Regions from separate parts of the Mus musculus genome. Here all the other regions are linked to region 2. The links are chromatin loops, found by intact Hi-C in ENCODE. Cell type or tissue: gastrocnemius. All regions are shown on one strand.

What was found. Peaks named below come from ENCODE experiments on the same cell type or tissue, not always from the same donor. Only the 100,000 strongest peaks of a DNase experiment are listed, where the experiment ranks them.
Region 1: a loop joins it to region 2, with 5 times the contacts of the local background. A loop is called at or near these places in 16 of 42 quality-filtered maps.
Region 3: a loop joins it to region 2, with 8 times the contacts of the local background. A loop is called at or near these places in 36 of 42 quality-filtered maps.

The regions. Positions count from the first base shown.
Region 1 is chr9:63,956,023-63,964,022 of GRCm38, reverse strand. The region is part of intron 3 of Smad6 (SMAD family member 6); the gene reads left to right. Among named protein-coding and RNA genes, the nearest start is that of Gm36033, 16 kb to the right of the region's middle. RefSeq lists an enhancer at 2,472-5,708. In gastrocnemius, CTCF peaks have their summits at 4,748 (motif pointing left) and 7,739 (motif pointing left); DNase peaks (open chromatin) are centred at 3,365, 4,701, 5,501, 7,734 and 1 more place; H3K4me3 peaks cover 1,580 bases; H3K27ac peaks cover 3,091 bases.
Region 2 is chr9:64,083,915-64,091,914 of GRCm38, reverse strand. It overlaps Scarletltr (Scarletltr, erythroid developmental long intergenic non-protein coding transcript), which reads right to left. Exons shown (of 3, transcript NR_040743.1): 2 at 5,512-5,631; 3 at 3,870-3,989. Gm39360 (a long non-coding RNA gene) reads left to right here. Exons shown (of 3, transcript XR_870861.2): 3 at 3,342-3,486. Among named protein-coding and RNA genes, the nearest start is that of Scarletltr, 7.2 kb to the right of the region's middle. In gastrocnemius, a CTCF peak has its summit at 4,215 (motif pointing right); DNase peaks (open chromatin) are centred at 4,234, 6,819, 7,047, 7,529 and 1 more place; H3K4me3 peaks cover 1,395 bases; H3K27ac peaks cover 3,114 bases.
Region 3 is chr9:63,913,460-63,921,459 of GRCm38, reverse strand. No RefSeq gene overlaps it. Among named protein-coding and RNA genes, the nearest start is that of Gm36033, 27 kb to the left of the region's middle. In gastrocnemius, CTCF peaks have their summits at 3,034 (motif pointing left) and 5,301 (motif pointing left); DNase peaks (open chromatin) are centred at 667, 2,377, 3,037 and 5,278.

The DNA.
Region 1 (8,000 bases), 130 kb after region 2:
TGCTTGTCTGCCGTGCACAGGCCCTGGGTTCCATCTCCAGCACTTTGTAAGGTAGACATGCTACACCAAGTGCAATCCCTACACTTGGTGAGGTGGAGGAAGGAGGTCAGAGGTTCAGGGTCAAATAAAAAAGTCTGAGGTGATAACCCAGGCCTAGCCCGGTGGACTGGTAAACATCTGGTTTATTGGGAATCCAGCATACCGCAGTTCCCGCGCAGGCCCTAGAAGAGCATTTCTGGAGGAGGTCCCCAGCTTCCCATTCTTAGCCAGATTGTCCAGGGACAGTAGGAACACTGAGGCTTTCCCACCCTAGGTTGTCCCTAAGTAGGCAGAGGCTTAGCATCAGACTTTGGAATAAGCAGAAGAGGCCTTGGAATGGGGGCCAAGGTTAGAGTCTTTTGTGACAAGAACTGGTCCTTTCCCTAAGCCTGCTGGATTCCTGGTTACTCTGGAACTCTTCTCTCCTTCCCTCCGTCTCTTCCTCTCTTCTCTCTCTCTCCCTCCCTTTCTCCTTTCCTCTCCCTCCCCCTCCTCCATCCCCTGGGATCTTCCTGCTCTGTGGCTGAGGACTTGCTTGCTTCCTTGGGGCTTGGTGTCTTTTTTCTTACACTGAAGTTGCTGGGTCCTCATCTGCCCACGCCGCCACTTGCTGTCATAGATGATCTGGCTCTGTTGACCCTATGGTCTCCCTGTAGCTCTTTGGAACCACTGATCGTGTGCTGTCAAGCTCAGTGCTGGGGCCTGGGCAGAGACTCCTTGGGTGGGAGGTAGTCTCTGGCAGGGGATGCTGGGGTGCTGTAGGTGTAAGGTGTGATGGATGTGGGCCCTGACTGGTCCCGCTTCCCACTGCGGTTGAGTCTGGGGCTCCTGGGAAGATTGCTCTGCTGGGAGCAACGACAGAGCAGACCTGGGGAAACTTATTCTGGGTCAGGACTGCCAGTCTGTTTAAATACTGCAGGAGATAAAAGAGTGGAACCCTACCTAGTTCAGCCCAGGCTGCCGTCCTGTTCCACCAGAGACCAGAGGCTGAGCAGCCAAGGTCAGGACACAACAAAGGCCTTCCTGCAGGTCTGTTTGACCTCTTAGAAGCTGGTCACCAGATGCCTGAGGCACCCTCCTGGATGGTGCCTCTAAGGACTCAGGCTGTCATATTGAGGAGCAGCAGGAAGGTCCCAGCAGAGAGGGTCACTCAGGGTAGGAGCTCCTCTCTGTGGTTGCTGAGGAGACTCTGGCGTGGGGCCTGCCCTGAGAATGGGATGCTGCAACACTCATTCCTCCCGCCTTGTGGCTGGGTGTAGGCTGGATGGATGGTCCTCTTCCTTGGGCAGTGTTCATTGTTGTGGCTCACCTAGAATACATTCCCTACTGTGGTTCAGGCAAGGGGAGCTGTTTGGATGTGAGGGGGAAGTTAAAAGGGCATGTGTTTTCAGAGCAGCACTAGGCCCTCTCTATGGTGGGTGGAGGCTGCATTTGAGAAGTGTTTCTGTCCTCCCAGGAAGGTAGTCAGCATGCAGACGTTCGTTCTATACCAAAGATGCTGCATCCCAGGCTCAGGACCCCTTTTAGCATCCCATCTTTGTGTGGCCCTGGCAATACATCTTAGAGCCGGCAGAGCTAGATGTTTGGGCCTGTGAGTCTATCCATGCTGCCACTGGGGTTGGCAGCACACATGGGGATAATAGCAAATAATATCTCTAAGTCTATGTAGACAGGAGATCAGATCCTAATCTTGAAACTTCTTGGCTTCTGACTTTGGACACAAGCTTGGTAAGGTTGACACAGCTTCTTTATCATACAACGGGAAGGGTGGGACTGGGGAGATAGCTCAGTAGGGAATAGACCTGCCGCCCACCCAGGGATTAGGACCTGAATTCCTAAACCCCAGGATCCAATCAAAGCTGGTCAGGGTGGCTCACACCTGGAGTCCACATCAAAGCTGGTTAGGGTGGCTCACACCTGGGGTCCCTGTGCAGGGGAGGCAGAGACAGGACCCCTGGGGCCAGCAGCCTAGTTGCCAAGCCCCAGATTCACGGAGAGACCCTGTCTCCAAAAAATTAGGTAGATAGTACTTCCGAAGAACAGCAGCTGAGGTTGACCTCTGAACTTCCCGTACATGTCCACACATACACACAGACATCGCACGATGCCCAAAAGCACAAGAGGAGCTGAGAGGGTTAGCAGTTTGTCCTCTGAGTGTCTTTAACCTGTTTCACTCTGCCTGGCATTCACAAATGCCTTCTCCAGTGTTGACTGATTTGTTTTATTATTATTATTATTATTATTATTATTATTATTATTATTTCTCCTTGAGTCTCTAGTCCATTAGCACATCTTTGCCGAGTGTTGTTGTTACCCAACATGAATATACTTGTGAACTATGCATTATATAACTGCTGTAAATAATTTGTATAGCTTACATTTTTGAAATCTGCTAACAAGAGTCAGTGATCGCTGTTAATTTCCAGGTTGCTCATTTCCAGGCAAGGCATCGTCTGACTGCAGCTGACCCCAGTGCCCTGTGAAGTAGCTGCTGACTGTATCCCTGTTGTGCAGTTTTGGAAACTGAGGCCCAGAGGAGCAAAAAGTCACTTGCCTGAGATGGCAAGAGTGTTATTACTGTTTTAGGGTACAAATTGGGCTTCACTGTCCACCCCCAATAAGCCAAGGAGTAATGAGAAGCAGATAACGGTGGTTTACTCAGAGTGGCAGCCCTGGGAAGAGGAACAAATAAATAGGTCCAGTGACAGCGCCCCCCCCAAGGCCATCATTAGGGACTGACATACGACGTTCAGGTTTAAATAGATAGCCCCGTCCAAGGGGCGATCCTGCACGAGCATCATTGGCTTGTTATTGCCTAGGATCCAGTCCCTCCTGCAAGGTGGCCTGACAAGTTGTCAGAACAGTGTGAAATCTCTGTTCTCCCTCTTGCTGACACCAGCCTTCTGCCTTTTCCTGCTCCCAGCATGAGATTCCTGGGGAAATTCCAATTCCTTGGGGACAATTGTCTGATGGCCAAAGGGAGGGTCACAAGTGTCTCTCAGAATATTTTCTGTAGGGATTGTTACCGTTGCTGGTGAGTGGCAGGGCTGGACTTTGCACACAGGCTTCCTTGCTCCTGATCCAGTGCGTGAAACCCATGCCCTCTGCGGAGATACCACTGGTCCCAGCTCCATTGAGCGGTTTCTACTGTGACATGTATAAGTCACTTCACCTCTTTGGACCTCCCCTCAGTCGTCGGTCCAGTGGACTTCCTGTTCCTGGGCTCCCCTCTCTTCTTGCTGGCATTCTCCCTTTCTGTACCCATCTCGCTTTTGCCAGCAGAGCAACCAAGTAGCCATGTGGGGCGGGAGGACAGCACGGTCTCCACACTGGAGACCCACAGTTAAAAGAGCCCCTGCGGTGGGCCCGGTGCAGGCCCGCAGCAGCGGTGGCCAGATCTCTTGTGATGTAATGAGCGATTAGGAACTTCCTCTTGGAAGCCAGGCTTCCTCTGGGAGCCCGAGGTGCTGGCTCTGAGGTGGGGGGTTGGGGAGGTGGGGGGGAGCTAGGAGGAGGAAACTCCTGTCAGCTGGGCCAGCCCGCGTTCAGCAGAGGCTCGCTCGGCTGGCTCTGAGCTGCTGACCATTAACGTGGCCCTGTGTGCATTCTTTCTCTGCTTTTCTGAAGCAGCCAGGGGCAAGGACAGGCCCTCCCTCCCCTGTGAGGAAGGCCAGGACCATTAATGAATGCTGCTGGCTGGACTGGCTGCAAACCTGAAGCCATTTCTTCGGCCCCAAAGGACAAAGGAGAGTTCCTTGGAAACTCGTTTCTTCCCCTCAGTTTGATAACAAAAACTACTTATCTAATGGGCAAATAAGGCTTTAAAAGGGGTGTTAGGTTAACCAGATGCAGGGCCTGCGTAATTGTTCCCAGGCTCTGGAGCCACAGATGAAACGCTGCCGGTTGGATGAAGGGAACTTGAAGCCACAGGCATGACTTGGGACAGAAGAAAGTAGTTTTCCAGGAGAGTGGGAGGCCCCCATGCAAAGGGCTGAGAGAAAGCCCTAGGCTGATTTCCAGTTCTGCCACCAACTTGCTGTGTGACCCCTGAGCTAGTTGCTTTCTGGATTTTAGAGAGCTGGTCTCTTCTCTTCTCGGCACGCCACAGGGAGTGGATTTGGTTCTTGTCTGAAGCTTACTGCCAAGCAGTCTTTATTGGTTGTTTTTAATTGGTGGCAAGGACGGTGGTATAAGCTAGGGAGATGTGAAGCCCAGCAGATATTAGGGATACGGTGGGGACGGACCACCCCACAAACCTCCCGGGAGTGCTTTGTCTTCTCGCCAGACTGGGACATGTTTTGGTCCCTTCTTGGGATGGCCCACCCTGGGCATTTGTGGTCAGAAGGCGGAGAGAGGGCAGGAGAAGACATTTCACTGTGTTCGTGCTTTAGCTGGATCCTGTGAGGGAGCACACCACCGCGCTCCTGCACTTTGTTTTGACAGAAAATTGCTGATTCGAATAAGCTTAAAGACATTTCTTGGGATTCCACCGCTCTCCACCTCCTCCGGACTCCAGCCAGCCCCCTTGAGGTCCAGTACCCCCCTCCCACACACACAAAATTACATGTTGGTCTCTAGGCACCCTGGCTGGGCAGAGAGCTCTGGAGGAAGGCATGGCAGACTGTGGCTGGGCCGAGCAAGGGAGACGGCCTTTGTTGAGGCTGTTTGCCTGGTGCTCAGAGAAGGCTGCCACCACCCTCTGGTGGCAGGAATGTGGGTACCTCTGGGAGACAATGGGGGCGAGGGGCTGTCACCTGGGGGACCTTCTGAGACTCCTGTAGATGTCAGTAGCTACAGCCAAAACCTGCTTAGCCTAGTGTTTAGGTTGTGGTGACTCTTCTGGGGTGTATATATACACCCCGATTCCCATCGTTCCTGTCTTGGAAGTTCTCTCCTTCCTGTGTACCTACTCCTCAGGTTATCAACTGCCCTGATTCTCCTCCTCCTCTTCCTCCTCCTCTTCTTCCTTCCTCCTTCCTTTTCTTTGTATGTATTTACTGCAGTCTTAGGGGATGGAACCTGGGGCCTTGAACATGTAGCCCAGAACTCCTCACTGAGAGCTGCCGCCCACCTTTGCTATTGCATGTTTTATCAGCTGTTCTGCCTATGGAGAACTTCCCGCCTCTGCCTTTCAGTGGATTTTCTGTGTGTGACTTCCTTCTCCAAGCAGGCGCACTTAAGGGTGGTCCATTCTGCTGTGCGTTTGGTGTTTGTGGAGTTGGTTGGTTCCTTTCTTTGCTAACCCGTGTCCCTGAGAGAGCCACACCATCCCCCTGTTGGAGACCGGCTGAGCAGGGCTCCCAGCAAGGGACTGGCTAGAGTTTGCTGGGACATAGAAATTCAGAGCTGCACATTATAGCTACTTCCTCGGAGAGGACCGAGGCTGAGAAAGGAGGCAGTTAACTGATCCTGGCTAGAAGGCAGGGCTCCCAGCGTTTCTCCTCCCACCCACCCCTCCCAGCGGGACCCGTTGCTGGCTGGGAACTAGGCCAGGCCCTGAGCAGGCCAGGGATTGGGGAGGGGAGGGAGGAGGGAGAAGCGTGAGTTTCGGTCAGACCTCGGTCACCTTTGATGTTGCTCTGGTCTGACTCCCCCGGTATTTATTTGCAATTAAAGAGATGGTTCCTAATTAGGCTGGTGGCTGTGGAAGATGACAGGGCCAGAGCTTTGGAACCCCAAAGAGAGAAGGCTCTTTCTACAAGACACTGTCCCTGATGAGTAGAGTAGGGCCATGTGGGCTCATGGGTGCAGCCTGCCTGCTCTACATCACTGAAGCACACCAGCGCACAGCATACAGGTCTCCACAAAATTGAGTTCTTGGAGCTTGTGAGCGTTGAGCATGGAGCCACAGCTGGGCTCATTCTAGATCGTAAGTGTTCTTTCCATCCCTTCTGTTACAGGGCAGGTCGGTCACCACAGGTGCCAGTCCAGGAACTAACCGAGGTGCTTTACAGAGAGTGTAAAGGGCCCTCCCACTCACAGTCCTCTTGGAGCACCTCGAAGCTTGAGTCCCCTTGCCTGGGTTGTTGCAACAGGCCTGGAGCCAGTGAGCGAGATGACGGTCTCTTTCTGTGTATGCTTGATTTACTGTTTGAGTTTCTAGAGAGTCCAACAGTGGCCCCCGGTGAGCAGAGCCCTCGATGACTGATAAGTTCTTACAAAGGAAGAGAGGCGAGGTTTGGGTACATGGAGAAGCTTGCCAGTCAGGTGGCTGCAGCCATGTGTTTACCTCATTCAAGGATTTTAAGTCCTAGTCCCAACTTTGCCATCTCTGATGGGTGGCCTCAGGCAAATCATTATAACCCGGGTGCCACCTTCCAGAGATAAGGCCACTGAGGTCCACGTGTGGAACCCACAGGTCCTCTCTAGACCAAGGTTTCTTTAGTTTGTGTCAGGAGGAAATGTTTGAAAACAAATACCCACAGGACAAAACCAAGCAGATTGATCAGTGCTGTAGCTACCCACCCCATTCCCACTTAAACGTGGGGCTTGGGCATCAGTGCCATGGCTACCCACCCTATTCCCATTTAAACGTGTGGCTTGGGCTTGGGTGTAGCTCAGTGGTAGAGCTCCTACCAAGCAAGCCTAAAGGCCTGGGTTCACTCCCTCCCTCTCTCTCTCTCTCTCTCTCTCTCTCTCTCTCACACACACACACACACACACACACACACACACACGGGATCGGGGGAGAGACATACTCCCTCTAGGGAGCCCTGGGTATCCCTGCCAGGTGAGGTGATCCTGAGGAGCTCTAAAGCTGAGGGGGTTACCTTTAAGTCCTTGCCCACAACCCCTCCACTGTCCTCAGACCTGAGCCCACCTTCAGATCAGGCTTCCTGTGTGTAAGATACACAGACATTTGAGATGAGTTTTATTTCTTTTCTTCCCCTGCTTTAGTGTGTTCAGAGTCCCCGGGATATTTGCAGCCTTGGAGAAGGACCCCGAGAGGCCTGAGGCCCTTTGTTCATATGTGGGGAGTAGGCTATCCCCAGAGCCACTGACCCACAGTAGGCATGTGGTCCAGACCCAGAGAGGATGCTGTTGTAAAGAGAGGGCCTTACAGGGCAGCAGAATTTGGAAGCCAGTCAGCTTAATTTCCATAGGGTTGGAGATAGGTCTAGCCTGGACATCAGAGGCATATGGCAACATCCCTGTGAAGGATCCTGTGGCCAGGCTAGGGATCAAACAGGTACCTGAGAGAAACGGTAAGCCCCACTGGACTCCTAGCTGCAAAGCCTTCTAGACATTGGCAAGAAGAAAGTGTTCCCTCCCTGCCTATGGCTCCTATGCACACTCTCTGACTTGAAGCTGCTATTTTGACCTTGACACAAGGCTACTTTGAAACTAGTAGTCCCTTTCCTCAGTGAGACAGTGAAGTAAGCACCCACGGGACTCGTAGGTCCTTACAGCAGTTGCTATTACAGATAGGGAAACTGAGGCTCAGAGAAGGGAAGTGACCGGCCCAGTGAAGTTTTAATGAGGCGCCTGCCTGACATTCTGCCCTTTTGGTAAACCTCTTATCTCCAAAAAATATTTACATTAGGATTCATAACAGTAGCAAAATTACAGTTAAAAAGCAGCAATGAAAATGTATGGTTGGGGGTCACCAGCACAGCGTGGGGAACTGGGTTAAAGGGTCTCGCATCAGGATTAAGAACTACTGGCCTGAGGATGGAGGAGAGCGCCCTCTAGTGTGGCTGGCTTGGGACCTGGGTGTAGCTCAGCAGGAGAGAAAGGGTACTGCATTTCATCATTGGCACCACACACACAAAGGTTTGCCCTCTCCGTGAGGCTGGCTCCAGAATTCTGGGGTGCGCAATCGGGAATTCAGTTCCCTCACCCGTGAAGGCAGTGCCTAGCTCATAGGAGGGGCCCAGCGATGCCTGGTACCCACCCTAGCTCTGCTCCCAGCATCCTCGGGGTGCTGCACACAGCTTCTTAACCTCACTTGGCCTGGCTCA
Region 2 (8,000 bases):
GTTTGAATGTGCACACCAGAGAGAGTACAGGAGCGTGATAGCTCGTCCTAATTGTCAATTTGTCACACCTGGGAAGAGGAATTGCCTCATATGGGTCTGTGTCAGTGGGGCATGTTAATTGTTGTGAGAGGTTCAGGCCACTATGGGTGGCACTATCCCCTAGGCTTGAATCCGAGAACGAGCCAGTCAGCAGTGTTTCTCCACAGATTCTGCTTTAGGCTCTTGCCCCGATGGAGTCCTGCCTTGGCTTCTGTGGTCGTTGGGTTTTGTTAATTTGACACAGGCTAGAATCATCGGGGAAGAAGGAATCTCAGTTGAGGAATTGCCTCCTCCATCAGGCCAGTCTGTGGGCAAGTCCGTGAGGTATTTTCTTGATTGACAACTGATGCTGGAGGGCCCAGCTCACTGTGGGTAGTACTGGGATGTATAAAAAGGCAGGCTGAGCAAGCCAGTGAGTGGTGGCTGTCCACGGCCTTTGCTTAGTTCCTGCTCTGACTCTCCTCAATGGTCAACTGAGTCTTGGGACTGTAAGATGAAGTAAACCCTTTCTTCCTCAGGGGTTGCTTTTTTCTCACCATGGTGTTTATCACAGCAACAGGAAGCAAACAAGGATGTTAGTGTTAGCATGGGTGTCAAGTCAGTGTGCTTGAGTGTGAGGGCACAAGAGGTTGTTTGCATACGTGGCAGCATCCATACATATGTGTTTTGGGTGTATGTGGATGAGTGCATGAGTGAGTTCATACCTAAGTATGTGTTTGAACACGTGTACATCTGAGAGTGTGCTTCAGTGTGTGTTGTGAGTGGGAGTTTGAGTGTGAGGGTGTGTGACTGTTTGTGGGAGTGTATGAAAGCATGAAGTAATGTGGGTGTGTGAGTGTGAGTTATTGTGTGTAAGTGTATCCCAGTGAGGGAATATTTCCAGATCTGTCCACAGCCACATATGCACAACCCCAAGGCTATCCTGGCTATCAGAATGAGCTACGGCCTGGGCTAATGTCCTTGAGAGCCAAAAGTCCTTGGTTATCAACTGCTTTACGTATTCATATCATTTTACATTTTTTGTGATTTTATTTTTTTAGTTTTTTGAGACAGGGTTTCTCAGTGTATCCCTGGCTGTCCTGAAACTCACTCTGTAGACCAGGCTGGCCTCAAACTCAGAGATCCACAGGCTTCTGCTTCCCACATGCACCACCCCCACTTCTGCCATTTTATTTTAAAATGTTTATTATATATATTTATTTGTTTATTACATGATTATTTTTTCTACATTGTATATGGGTAGTCCACGGCACACTTGTGGATGTCAGAGATCACCGTGCATGGTTCTCTCCTCCTGTTATGTGGGTTCCAGGGATTGGCCTCAGGTAATCAGGCTTGGTGGCAAGTGTCTTCCCTTGTTGAACCATCTCTCTGGCCCTCATATTAAAACTATTTTTATTCTGTTTATCTTTCATTTTATTTCTATTTATTTACTTTAAAGTTATTTTATTTTGGGGGCAGTAATCTTGCTCTGTAGGCCAGGCTGGCTTCCAACATATGATCCTCCTGCCTCAGCCTCAGCAATGCTGTGTTACTGTGCCCACCACATCCAGATTCGGGATGGTTTTTCCCATGGAATTCTTGAACCAAATCAGGGCTTTCCAGGTAGAGTAGGGGCCCAGGAGGGACATGACTCCATCTGCAGTTGGTAACCTGGAGCCTGTCACAGCCTCTCCAGACTCAGTTTGCCCTGTGTTCAACAAGGAATTGATAGGTAGAGGAGTAGAAAGACTGGACCGGTACAGGGAGAGCATCCAACTGTGAACACTGTGGACCTGGCTTCCACAGTCTTTTCTCCAGGAGACAGCCTTCCCCATTTCTTCAGCCTAGGATCCCAGCAAATCAGGAGGTAGCTTGACTGTGTTTTAAAATCTCAGGCCCCTGGATGTGTCTGGGGCTGGGGGTTTGGGGGCCACTGGCTGTGTGCCAGCTGTGGATCATAATCAAATGGGCCACTTCCCCGAGTCCATTTTTGCTTGTAAAGTAGGGACACAGTTCTTGGTGCAGGCCCCCGATTCTATCACTGGCACTAGATGCTGATGGTGACTGTCACCATCAGAAACCTTGGGTCAGACCATCATAGAGAGAAGAGAAGTTACTCAGAGAATGGCTGAGATTCCAGGCCACAGTTGGGGCTGGGCCAGCTGCTTTGGTGGCCAGCCTTCCCCCAACTTAACAAGGTTCAGTACAGTGAATGCTTTCATAGCTTCTGCTACATGCAGACCCCAGGTTAGACCCATTGTAGGATCTGACCACAAATCAAACGTCCCTCCTATCTTAAACTTACAGTGTAATGTAAAGAATCAGAGATCTTGCATCTCTCTGGAGCCCTGACTCATGAGCACCTTGTGCAGACTTTAGTATGCAGAAAGTGCTTGGTACATGCAGGCTGAATTTAGCTCAGAATAGTGAGATGGTTTTCCATAAGAGGGGCCATTTACACTGGGCTTTGATGGCTCCTTAGGAGTCCTCTGTCCCTTCCACTTGTCCTCTGATCATTCAGGCTGAAGAAGACCATAGCAGGCCAAGGCTCCAGTGACTCATCTCCCCCTATGCACCCAGGCCTCATACGAACTCTGAGGAGTCTCCGGATGTGAAGAGGAAGTGGCCAGGCTACGGAAGGCAGGCTCATTTCCAGTGTGGGGCCAGGCCGCCAGTCCCGGGTCCTGTTTACACAGCAAGGCGGACAGGCCGACAGAACTTGGCGGCAAATGCGCTTTGGCCTTTGAGAACAGAAGGGGCTGGCAGGGCCCAGCCGGGTACAGGGAGGCCTGTGCCAAGGGAAGGTGGAAATCTAAAGAGCGCTTCCTCTCAACCAGGCGGCCCCAGACTTTTGACTCCAGTCTGAGCCATTCCTTCAGGGATTCATGTGCAGCAGGAACTTATAAATAAACCCCACCTCAGCCTCTCACCACCCCACCTTGGGGACCTGGGCAGGGTGACAAGGAGCGAGCTGTGCTGGGTGCAGGGTCAGGGTCTCTGACTTTCCAGGAGGGTAGGGGGTGGAGCTGTGGTTCCCACCAGAGGATCTGGGATCTGGGCCACCGGTGAGTGGCCTACACACTCATTCGGTCCACAGAAGGAAATCTGGAAAAAGCAGGGCTTTTAAATGTTTTTTTTCTTGCTTTTATTTTATTTTTTTCAGTGTGTGTGTGTGTGTGTGTGTGTGTGTGTGTGTGTGTGTATGTGTGTGTATATGTGTGTGTGTATGTGTGTGTGTGATAGCATCACGTAGCCCAGGCTGGCTTAGTACTCACTATGTAGTCCAGGATGACCTTGAATTTCTGCTCTTTTCCGTCCAGGTCTCCAGCGCAAGGGTGCACACTATGCCAGCATGTAGTTCCGTGGGTAGAGCCTAGAGCCTTGCACATAAGAGGCAAGCACACTGCCAACTGAGACATCTCCAGCCCCAGCATGAAGTTTCCGGAACAGCCAGTGTCCGCTCTTAAGTGGCCACCTAGACTCTGGGCCAAACTGTTTCAGCCCTCTGAGTCCCTCCCGCATGTCCTCTGTGTGACTTTGTTAAGGACTCCTCACCATGGATGGGGATGAAGACAGGATGCTAAGGACATGTTTGCTGGAATAAAAACTGCAACACCGCTTCTTATCACAGGCAGAGCAAGGTGTGCACACTATTCCCTCTTGTTTCCTCTTTTATGACAAAGGAGTTGAGACTCAGAAGGTGTTTTATGGCCCAAGGTCACAGAGCAGGTAGACTGAGAAGGGGGGGGGGGCTCTGCAATTATTCATCTTGGGTCTGCCTTCCTCCCAGCACGCTAAGGCCTCAGTGTCCCTACTGTGATGTAGGCAAAGAAATATCTGGGTGGGCTGGGTGGGTGTTACATTCCTTTAATTCCAGCACTCACAGAACAGAGGCAGGCAGATCTCTGTGAGTTCCAGGACAGCCTGGTCTTCAGAACAAGTTCCAGGTCAGCCAGGACAAAGAAATCCTGTGAAAACAAAAACAAAAACCAGAAGTTATTTGGGTGGGACACGGGTGTAAAGATTGATAGGAAAGATCCATTTCTCTGCCTTGCCCAGAATGGGAAATGCCCCAGCAGCTAGAGCCCTTCCTTAAATGTTTCTGGACAGCTCAAGATCTAGCACAAAACTCTGTTGCAGGATGGTTGGTCAAGCTCTGGGAAATGTAACTGCAATGACAGGGAATAGACACCAGGTGGCGCCATACAACCCTCTGTGTTTTCTGGAAAGCTGTGTGGTTCTGTGTCTCTTTGAGCTGGCTGTCCTCTGAGCCTGGTGTGCCAGCTAGGTAAAGTAAATGTGGGAGGGACAGGCCCAGATGGAAGGCCTGTGCTTTGAAGTAGGTTTCTGCCTGGGACTGTGACACAATTGCTGTTCTCTGGGACCCGCCTCCCCATATGTAGGATACGGAGTCTCTTCTCTCTCATTGAGAGTTTGTGTCTTAGTTTGTGAAGCACGTGGTGTGGGGCTTAGCTTGCATCCTAACACCGGGTAAGACTTTAAACCTTCAGGTGAGCTGTAGGTCTGCCCTTTGCTTCCATCTTGACTTGGGGGCAGAAGCACTGTCCTTGAGCCACAGGAGACCCCAATATCCTAATAGTTCCCAGAGGGAGGACCTTGAGGTCCAGGGATTTCCTCCAGACTCTTCCACTCTCACTGGTCCTGAGGACAACTGTCAAAAGCTCCTCCTGTCCTCTGCTCAGAGGCCCCACAAAGAACATTTCCCCGCATTAGGGCTACAGGAACTAGGGAAGATGGATCTTGCTGGCTGTACTGTTGTGAGGTGAAAAGGTCCATTGACCCCTGGAGTAGCGGGGACACTGAACCACATAGGCTGTCACTCCCAGGGTCTCCCGTGGGAAAGTCCCTCAGTGCTCACCTGCCCAGATCCTGCAGCACTGTTTCCAAAGGGTTAACTCAACCTTTGGACACGGTGGTACTTGTGCCTTTGATTCCAGCAATAAAGAGGCACAGGCGGGGACCCTTGTGAATCCAAGGCCAGCTTGGTCTACAAGGACAGCCAGGGCTACACAGGGAAACCCTGTCTCAAGAATGAAACAAAACACCCCAAACCAAACAACAACCCCCCACCCCAAAGAATAATCCAGTTCAAGCCTAGCGTCCCATGGGGGAAGTTGCAGCACCTGCTTTTATTCATGAAAGAAAAAGGTTTCTGTTCCTGTTAGTTAGTTAGCTTCCGAAAACCTTCTCCGAGAGTCAGGATGGGGGGCAGGGGGAAAACCAGTAAAAGTGCAGGAAAATGGAACTCCAGATACGCAGCACATGAACAGCCTATACCCCGGAGAGGGACCTTGCCCCAGTCCCAGCCTTATAACATAGACAGGGACAAAGCATGCTGGGAACCTGAACTCACTGCTATTTACACTCAGTTTACATTCTGCAGTACTAGAGAAGGTTTTTCTAGATCTTGGGGCAGGAAGAGATCAGGGCTCAGAGAGACTGTGGGGAGGGGGAGGAGAGGGCACTCACTTTTAAGTTTGCACTGAGCCAGTGAGGGCTGGAGTTGGAGTGGGGAGGGGTGTGCAGAGCAGGAGCCTGAGGCTCTCCTGCGCTGGAAAGGCAAAGGGGCTTCTGTTGCCTGGCAGACGCCTGGGTGAGGAAAGAAAGACACAGGTGACTATGTTTCCTGGAGTCAGTTGCCTATAACCAAGGGTGAACCTGTGGCCCTAGGACTTCCACAGGGTGGGGCTGGCCTGAAGGCCTAGCCTTGTAGGCCCCACCCAAGCCCTTGCTCTGGGTTTGCTGCAAAGTCCTGGGGAGGGGGGAACCAATGTCATTCACCCCAATGCCTTTCTCTCAGGAATAAAACCTATTTGATTGTGACAAGTCATGAGAGCTCCCTGGTCTCAGATTGTGGCTGTATAAAAGGCACCACACACACAGTAAGTATATATAGGTAGCAGTTGCTGCATTACAAAGGAGTCTAACTTTCTTGGGGCACTATTCTAGAGGATGCTTAAAACCCAACCAACCAACCAAACAACCAACCAAACAAACAAACAAACAAAAAAAAAAAACAAAAACAAAAAAAAAAAAAGAAAGAAAAAGAAAAACTGGACTGGAGAGATGGCTCAGCGGTTAAGAGCACTGACTGATCTTCCAGAGGTCCTGAGTTCAAATCCCAGCAAACACATGATGGCTCACAACCGTCTGTAATGGGATCCGACGCCCTCTTCGGTTGTGCCTGAAGACAGCTACAGTGTACTAATAGATATACAGGAAAATCCTTTCCATCCTTTGATATTGAGGGGTGGAGGGAAGGTACATAGGAGAGAGTGAGTTTTTACTTGTTATGAAGCCCGGAGTGTGCCCGGAGGCTGGCCAACTGTGAGGGATGGGGAGTGAGGGAAGACGCTGGAAATCAGGGTCAAACCAATGGAGAGACCTGGCTTTCGGCTGTTAGGTCTGATTTTGCAGTGAGTGGGTAAGGAAAAAGAGGGTCTCTGTGTAAGGGAATGCCTTCTAGTTGCTCCCTGAGTTCAGCCTGAGCTTCGGGTTGCCAGGGGAGGCCTCTCTCAGCCCTGTTCTCCCCAACCCTCCTGCCTCCCTAGCAGTTTGGCAGCCGACTGGATGTTCAGTGCGGAATTTAAAGAATCCGAACAGGCAGAATGCTAATCCCACCCGGAGAGATTGCCCTGAGCCTCCGCTGCCGGCTGGCGGGAAAAGCCCCCTTGTGTGGCAGCAGGAGAGAAAAGGGATCGGTCTGCCCAGGCGGGCTCTGCCTGCGGCCAGGGGACCAGGTCAAGTCCCTGGACCTCCCGGGGTCCCGGACCCGCCCGTGGAAACGGGAGCACCTCAGTATCCAGATCTCGTGCAGAGTCAGGCTTGGGGCTTCGAGGGTGAGCGACCTGGCACTCAGGGACCTGGCGTTGGGGGACTTTGGGTCCCGGTCCCCGCCCGGCTGTGCCCTCAGCCGTCACCCCTGTGGCCTCGGCGTCTCGCAGTCTCGGGCGCCGGAGTGCCGGGCGTTATCTGCGCTCCGGGCCGAGCCGGGCCCTTCCCTCCCAGGGCCGCCCCGCCGCTCCCGCCTTATCGGACGCCGAGCTGGCGAGGGCTGAGCCTACCTCCCCCGGGACTCGCGACTCCCAGTGAATCTTCCCCCTGGTTCCCCTCCTCCCCTGGGCTCCCTCTCGAAGCTATCGCTTCTCCTCCTCCTCCTAGGGCTTCCCTCCTGAAATGCCCCCCTCCTCAGGTACCCCCTTCATGGCCAGGCTGAGTAAGAGGCTGAGCATTCGAAAAGGATTTTGTTTTTCAGATTTCTCTCTTCCTCAAAACAGACAAGCCTAACTATGGTTTAACTCATTTAGTCACATTTTAAATGATTTCACAAGAGAGGAAAATTCTGCAAAACAAAGTGAAACTGTAAAACACCCTAAACTCAGCGTCCACCAGGGCTTTGGGAGCCCCAGCCACTGGCCAGGTCCCAGCAGAAGCCTGGATGGTTTGGCGGCCACAGGCTTCTCTGCACAGTTGAGTGTGCAGCGTTGGCAGGATCTCAGAGCACCCTTGGTAATAACGAATTGGCAATATGGATGGAAAGCCATAAAAGTAGTCATCTACTGCGTTCAGTGACCCCGCTCTGGGAATGTGTCCCAAGGAAACAGTCGAGCAAGCAGCCCACAGCTCTGGCTCCTTCCATGTGTTAATCAAAGGGCCAGTGAGCCACACTTCCTCAGCGTGGGCAAGTGGATCTGAACCCAGCAGTCACCTACAAACATCTCTGCTCCCTGTCTTAAGGGGGGGACAGTTCTGCGTTCCGTGTTTGCAAGAATTGGGGGAGACAGCCCTCAGAAGCATCTAGTACCCAATGGGAGGGGAAAGAAGTTAAGCCACGTGTGTTTGCGCTTGCCTTTTCAGAAATGAGAGTATGGAATAGTTCAAGCCACATTTGTAAACAGGCAGCTCTCCATATCCAGGCTCCCACATCTAAGGAGCCAGCTGACCTCAGACCAAAATAT
Region 3 (8,000 bases), 170 kb after region 2:
GACTTGGGTGTTCATTCCCCCTGGGACTTTTTGGCAGGGAGAAGCCCAGGCCACTCTCTCCAATCATCCAGAGCACTGATCCGTGGCTTTCACCCCTAAGAAGCTCCTGAAAGCCTGTAAGCCAAAGAGAGAGGAGAGAGAGAGAGCATGTGTGTGCCCAAAGCCACACGCGTCAGGGTGAGGGAAAACCTGGACCCTCCGCTGCCTAACCTCATTCCCACACCTCATGTCCATGCTGGCTGCCACATGACAATTGGCCAGCTCTGACCTCCGCTTACTATAGGTAAATTTGGAGCTCAAGGTTCTGATGCAGGCTGAGGGGAACACCCACTACTGTCAGAAAGCCTTTCCCAGTAATTCCTGAGGCTGCCTGATCACTCCAACAGTCTTCTCAAGAATTCCTTGAGTCCTTAGGATGGCTAATATTGATTGACACTTGATGTGATGGAGAACCACCCAGACTTTCCGGGTGCACCTGTGAGGGAGTTTTTAGATTGGGTTAACTACGTTGGGAAGACCCACTCTAAATGAGCGAGGTGTCTGTCATTCCATGGGCTGGGGATTCCTTGGGGATAGGGTGGGGAGGTGTGGGGGAGGGGGATTTGGGCTGAGTCCCAGCGTTTGTGTCTCTGCTTCCTGATTGCAGATGCACAGAGATCAGCTGTAGTTCTGGGGTTCACCTCCCCTCTTGGGGGGTGTCTGGACTCAAGTTGGAGGAACCGGTGGGGTCTGCGGGATCCGGGTCAGGTTGGGAACGAGTGATGGGGGATGGGGACCTTCATTGAGAATCTTAGTGTTACGGCTCTTTTAGACAAAGGCCTTCTCAGACGAGCTTTGGTGAAGCAGCTTTCTGAGGGAATCATAGCTTGTTTTGGATGCATACACTTTATTTGGGGTGAGCCAAAGGTTATATAGGTTTTGGGTTGAGGATATTCAGGGAGGGAAAAAGTCACTGGCTGATGGCTAAGCCTACAGAGATGCCTCATTTGCATGGGGAAGAATTCCAGAGGCTGTGCTACTGTGACTGCCTGTACCTACCTGGTTGCTGGGGGGTGGGGGAGGCCAGAGGGGGTGTCTCCAGGTCATGTGCTCCTTCCGAGACAGGCACAGAAACAGGGATGGGGCTATGTCTGCTCCTGCTGGTCTCAAGTTTAGAGATGTCTGGGGTCTGACCGTGCTCTACCTTGCCAGTTCCGTGTCAGGTCCTCTTGTGGCACAGTCCACGTGCCTCGCTGCCACGTCTTTCCCACCACGGTGGACTGCTTCCTCAAACTCTGAGTCAAAAATGAGCCCTTCCTGTCTTACATTGCCTTCGTTAGGCAGTAGCAAGGAGTAAGCAAGAAGCCAGGCAGGCCTCCTCCATCAGACTAGAGACCCCTTGCTCCTGGGCACCTCAGCTCTCAGGGCTGTGGTCTTTTTGTACTGACATTCACCCCAGAGCCCCTCCAGTCTGTGAGCCTGGGGCTGGAGGCCTGGTCTGGGTTAGGTTGGTGAGTGGTGATAGATCTTTCAGGCGATTCCTCCTGGCAGGAGCCCTGGGCCGTGTCTTATCTCTTCCTAAGCCCTCTCACGGAGTCTGACATAGAGGAGGCTGTGTGTATCCTTGGCAATGCCATTTGAGGGGACCTAGACAAGTCCAGGGATCCCCAACCCCAGCCCAGGATCTCCAGTTTATTATAAGTGCATTATAGACCCAGGGAGAATGCCTTCCCTGGCATTCTCTTCATGGGAAGGAAACTGAGGCAGCCCAGCCTGCTCTGGGCCTGGCGCCTCTGGGGACTCTGCTGACTTTTCCATACAAACCCCCTTTGGGTTTTATTTTGGCCTGTGTGGGGAGGCTGAAACCCTGGGGAGGGGTAACTTTTCTTTGGTGACAGGCGTGGGCCAAGTCCTCTTGGGCCTGTGAGAGCAGTGGGACCCGTCTGGGAGGAAACCACCGGCAGACACCTTATCAGGCCCTGCCGCCTGTTATCTGTGTCTCCTCAGTGAAAGAGCCACCATGCTTAGACCACTCCAGGCCCAGAACAAAAGCATCCAAGTCAGCTGGCGTCCCCGTGGCTCCACATCAGCCAGTGGCCCACACTGGATATTTGGGGGCGGGAGGGGGCGGCTGCCTGGCTGGCGACAGCCAGTCTGCCTAGACTCCCCAGGCCAAGTATCTACATGGCCAGGACCAGCCCCCCTCTCCCTAGAATGGGCTTGGGGCTCGGGGTTACCCCAGTGCTGCATGATCCTAATGAAATGTCAGCCACAAAGGACGGGACACAGAGGGGCCTGTCCAGGAACAAGGGCCAAGTGTTGGCGTGGGAGGAGGGCCGGGGCCGGGCTGGTCAACTGATTACTTGTAATAATTGCAGTGGACACCCTCGGGCCATGGGGCAGCCGGCGCCTGGCACCGGGTTCCTCTCCCCACTACCATGGGACGCATAGCAGATAGGGCCCAAGTCCAAAAACACCCAGAGCAGATTGCCAGCTGAGGCCTGGACATGGCCGTACACTTCCAGTCCCAGCACCCTGCTGAGGAGAAGCAAGCACTCGCTTGAAGGCTGCCTCCTCATTCAGGAAGTACCTGCTTGTCTGGCCTCTTGTGGGACTGTCATGGAGAGCTGGGCAGGTTGCATACCACACACCGACATCTGTCCTCTAAAGCAAGCTTAAAATCCTTGCTGGCAGGCAATGGTATAAACTCAGTCAGAGGTTGCGTCTCTGCTGGGAAGGGGCACCTCTGTATAGTGGGGGCCCTGGGGGACATTGAGATGGCATGTCTCTTTTGGTAAGATAGGTAGAGGTCATCTTCCAGATATGATAGAGATTGTTCAGTTAAGTCTGAGTTCCAGCGAAGCAATAGATGCGCGTTATCCAATGTAACTATGGCCTTTACAGCACTGCAGTGCTTAAAGTGTTGTGGGGCTGGTTGTGGCAGCCCAGCATGGAGGCCGGATGAAGAAGATAGTCTATGGGCCTGTCTTGTGGTGAACTGGTACCAAGCAAGGGTGAGCCAGGCTGCAAGGTCTGACACTGTCCAGGGCTCCCTCTGGTGGTCATGTGGAGATCAGGCTAGCCACCAGAAAGGCTTGAGCCTGTGCCACACTTTGGAGGCCACTGGCTGGGGGCTGTGTGTGGACTTATGAACTGTTTTTGAGACAGAGTTTCAAGGAGCCCAGGCTTGCCTCCAAGCTTCTGTGTAGCTGAGGCTGACCTTGAACTTCTGATCCACTCACATTTACAGCTTTTATTTTATTAAAAAAAAAAAAGATGTATCTATTTTATGTATATAAGTACTCTGTAGCTGTCTTCAGATACACCAGAAGAGGGCATCTGATCTTATTACAGATGGTTGTGAGCCACCATGTGGTTGCTGGGATTTGAACTCAGGACCTCTGGAAGAGGAGCCAGTGCTCTTAACCACTGAGCCATTTGTCCAATTCCTATGCTTGTTTTTAAAAATTAATTAATTAGTGTGTGTATGCTCGTGAGCACACACGTGTGTTTGGGCACTCGTGCATGCTCACTTATGCCCAAGTGCTTGTGTGGAAATCAGAGGACAGTTTTCATGAGCCAGATCTCTCCTTCCTTCCTTCCTTCCTTCCTTCCTTCCTTCCTTCCTTCCTTCCTTCTTTCCTTGTTCCTTCCTTCCTTCCTTCCTTCCTTCCTTCCTTCCTTCCTTCCTTCCACTGTGAGATCAGGGGATGGAACTCACGATGCATGCGTAAGATTTTCAGAACAAGATCTTTACCTGCTGAGCCATGGGGCCCACACCATGGCCAGGTTTTAAAAAACATGATATTGGGGACAAATGGAAACCAGGCCCTCATGCTGTGTTAGGCATGGAGCTCTGAGCTCCAGCTCTGACAGGGCATTTTCTTACAGAAAGCAGAAAGTCCAGTGTGAGGGGCGCTGCGTTTTGATCACCTACTTAGCCACTGTCTGTCAGTCATGGCCAATTTCGTTCCTTATGCAAACTTTCTGCCTCTCCTGGCAACTGGGTGTTTTTGAAGCAAATGCCAGGCATGTTATTTCATCCATAAACATGTCAGTATATATCACTAGGAGATAAGGCCTAAGGATTCCTCAAAGCTGGAGCCGCCAGGAATTCACCCAAAGCCCTTATATCACTCCTAAGAAGAGGGGCCCTGCACCAGGACGCCCCAGTCTCCCGAGACCCCCTTTAAAGTCTCCTGGCCTTTCATCCCCTTGGACAAGTGTTCCCATGCCAGGATTTCCTGTCTCTCACTGCCCCGGGCTCCTCAAGTGTAGTCTGCGACCTCCTTGGGGAATTCTCCTTGAAAGCGCTGTGGCTCCCACAACTACAGACAGTTCCAAAACTCATGCCTGCTTTGTTCTCTGCCCCTGCTATAGATGGCATTAGAGGGCCATTCTTGGGGACTCAGACTTCCTGGGGAATGTGAGGAAATATGCAGGGTTTCACAGAGGATCAAGACCCCAGATTTGGACCAGAGCCCCTGCTTAGGGCAGCTTAAGTGCCTGCTGTTCAATGACCGTTCCCCTAGGAAGTGTCTGACTCTGCCTCACTGAGAATTTTTTTGTGATCAGTGTCCTGCTCTGGGCCCTAAATAGGGAGCTGGCCTATTTTGGTGACCTTCTCCCTACCTGACCTCACCTCAGATTTGGTGGCCCCAGAGCCACTGGAGAGAGAGGAGCTGAGGGGTACAGAACTCCAAGAATCAGATGTGGTTCCCTTTCTTCAAGGAGGGAGAAATCGAAGTTCAGGGAAAGAGAGAAACTCGACCAGGCTCCCCAGCAAATAGCTGGCACAGTCAGGATTGGAGTATGCTGGTACCCGGATGCTTCCCTGGTGTTCAAGGACATTCCCTGGGCACATCCTCCTCACCAGGCCTCATTCAGCCACCAGTTGAGAGGCCAGCTCACCAGCCTCTTCTCTTCTGTTCTCTCACTAAAGAGACTCCTGAAGGCAGAACTCTGTGGGTGTCTGCAACGTCAATCCTTTCCTGTCATTTCTGAGCGGGAAAGGCACCGCCCTGTTTTCCAGAGGTGGAAACAGATGCCCAGAAAGATGCAGTGAACTGGCCACGGCCACACAGCTGCATAGTGGAGGCAACCAGATTAGATCCAGAGTCCCTGAACTATGGACGATTCTGCTTTGTGCGAACACCACCAGAGAGCGGCAACCCATCTAACAACCTTTGAGCCTTTGAGCTCCTGGCTGGTGGTTTCTCTGTATCACCTCTTGCTCTTCCTAATCCAAGCAGGGTGGGACTAACACTACACAGCCATTGCAGATGAAATGGCACATGTGCTCCCCCTGGTGGAGGGGTATGGAAATTTCCTCTCTCTTCTGCAAGGTTGGCTTGCTCCCGTGAGCAGCCTACCAACAGCTCTGTAACCTGTGATGATGTTTAATTAGCCTGTTGTATATTTGCCATTTTCTTCCTCTTTCGACCCAGTACTTCCCCATGTGCTGGCATTTCCCCTTGGTTTGGACCCTCCCCATCTCTCCTTGCTAAACATCCTTAGTCGTGGCTAAAACACAACTATCTCTGTCAGCTCTGTTTTCGGGAAAGCAGGGAGGATTAAGGTTACAGCAACTGGGGAGACTGGAGAACCTGAGAACCACAAAGATGCTCTCACTCTCTCCAGTCCAGGGACACTCTGCGGTGAGAGGTCTGTGCTCTCCCATGCCCCTGACCAGGGGCTGAGCCTTCCTTCTTCTACACTGGGATAAGACCATTTCAGAGAAGCAGATGAGAGCGGCTCTCTGCTCTCCACACAGGGTAAGAGTCCTGTTTTCTGAAACTTGGACAAGATACAGAAATACCAGGAAGGTCCTTGTGGGTACCACTTTGAGCCTCTCTGTACACTAGGGCCCTGCTCAGCTCTTAGGAGAACTTGGACAGTGATGTGCGATCTGCGTGAGCTGGGTAGCACATGGAACTAAAGAGGGTTCTCTTAGGAGGCAAGGTGGCCCACATGAGAGGTGGAGGCAGAAGAATATTCAAGGGAAGGCCAGTTGAGAGGCAAGGGTCATGTCACCTCCAGGTCTCCACCTTTAACGTCCTGCTGTCCACTGGTCATCCCCACCCTGAGATCCTGTGGGTCTTAGACATTCCTGCCTGTGCCTTTCCTGCCAGATGACTCCTCCTCCTCCACTCATGCATCATTCACAGCCGGTCAGTCTTCAAGCGCTTGTGTTCTGTTAGTCTCATTCCGTAAGAGTTATCCCTGAAACTACACAGTCTATGAGACTTGACAAATGTATAGCAAATGTGTAAACATCATGACAGTCAAGATATAGAGCCCTTTCATCAAGCCTTGCCATAGGCAACCCCTCCTCCCATCTCCAGCCTGGTCTCTGTTTTCTGTCCCCATAGTGTGCCTTTGCACATGGAATCTGGCTCCTCTCACTTGGCTCCAGGGCTTGGAAAGCCATCCACATTTGCTCCTTCCTGTCACCATTCGATGGCTTTTCATGGACACGGTGCCATTTGTTTATCTGCTTGCTGGATGAGGGACATTTGGCTTGTTTCTAGTTTGGGATAGTTATGAAGAATGTCACTGAACATGTTACACTTCTAGATTTTGTGCAAATATAGATGCCCGCTTCTCTGGGGTTGATCCCTACCAGAGGGACCACAGGGACATGTGTGTTTAGTTTCACAGCTGTGTGCCAAACTATAGTTCAGAACAGCTGGATCATTTCCAAAGTATAACTTTTAACATTTAAATCTTCACTTGGATATCAAACAAACAAGAAATCTAAACTAAAACAAGAACAACTCGTCTCTCTGTCATTCTCTCTTCCTCTCTCACCCTCTCTCCTCTCTGAGAGAAAGGGTTTATTCCATCTTACAATGAAAGGGTACAGTCCATCCTGTGGGGAAGTCAAGGAAGCAGGAACCTGAAGCAACTGGCCCACCCATACTCTGAAGGCAGACAGTGAGTGAGCTAGCTTTAGTTTTCATCAATGGATAGCAGGGAGTGGATTTTCTGGGTCAAGTGGTTGGTGTTTCCTAAGAAACTGTCAGGGCTGAGCTTTAACTCTGTAGGTAGAGTGCTTCCCTAGCATGCATGAAACCTGGATTCCATCCCCTGCACTTCACAAACTGGGAGGCAGAGGCACAAGGAGGAGACCCTACCTGAAGAAGAGGAGGAGGAGGAGGGAGAGAAGGAGGAGAGGGAAGAAGAAGAAGAAGAAGAAAGAGAAGGAGGAAGAGAAAGAAGAGGAAGAAGAGAAAGAGGAAGAAGAAAAGAGGAAGAAGAAAAGAGGAAAAGGAAGGAGGAGGAGGAGGAGGAGGAGGAGAAGGAGAAGAAGAAGAAGAAGAAGAAGAAGAAGAAGAAGAAGAAGAAGAAGAAGAAGAAGAAGAAGAAGAAGAAGAAGAAGAAGAAGAAGAAGCTTTCCAAAATGAACACTTACCAAATACAAGATTTTTAAAAATGTTTTGTGATGAAAAACATTTATTTGAGGTTCTGGGGATTAGAACTTAGGACCTTGTACTTGTTAGGTGAGCACTGTCCCAGTGAGCAACATAGCCAGCCCTGCTTTCTAACATCTGTGACAGCAGAAAGATTGTGTTCAAAGAGCTTCTGAGAACCATCATGGCTGCAGCAGTCACGCCTGCGTGGCTCACCAGCACCCCAATAGTTTAGATTGTTAGCATTATTTTGAAATGTATTTATCATTAGTGGGTGAGGGGAGGACTCGAGTGTGCCATGGCATGCATGTGTGAAGGTCAGAGGACGCTTTGTGGAGTCACTGTTTTGCCACTGTGTGATCCAGTGAGCAAACCTGAGTTATCAGGGTTTGAGTGCGGCAAGCCCCTCTACCCAGGAGCCATCTCACGGGCTTTTTTTTTTTTTTTTTCAAGACAGGGTTTCTCTGAATAGTCCTGGCTGACCTGGAACTCACTCTGTAGACCAGGCTGGCCTCGAACTCAGAAATCCACCTGCCTCTGCCTCCAAGTGCTGGTGTTAAAGGTGTGTGCCCACCACTGCCCAGCAAAGATTTATTTATTTTATGTATG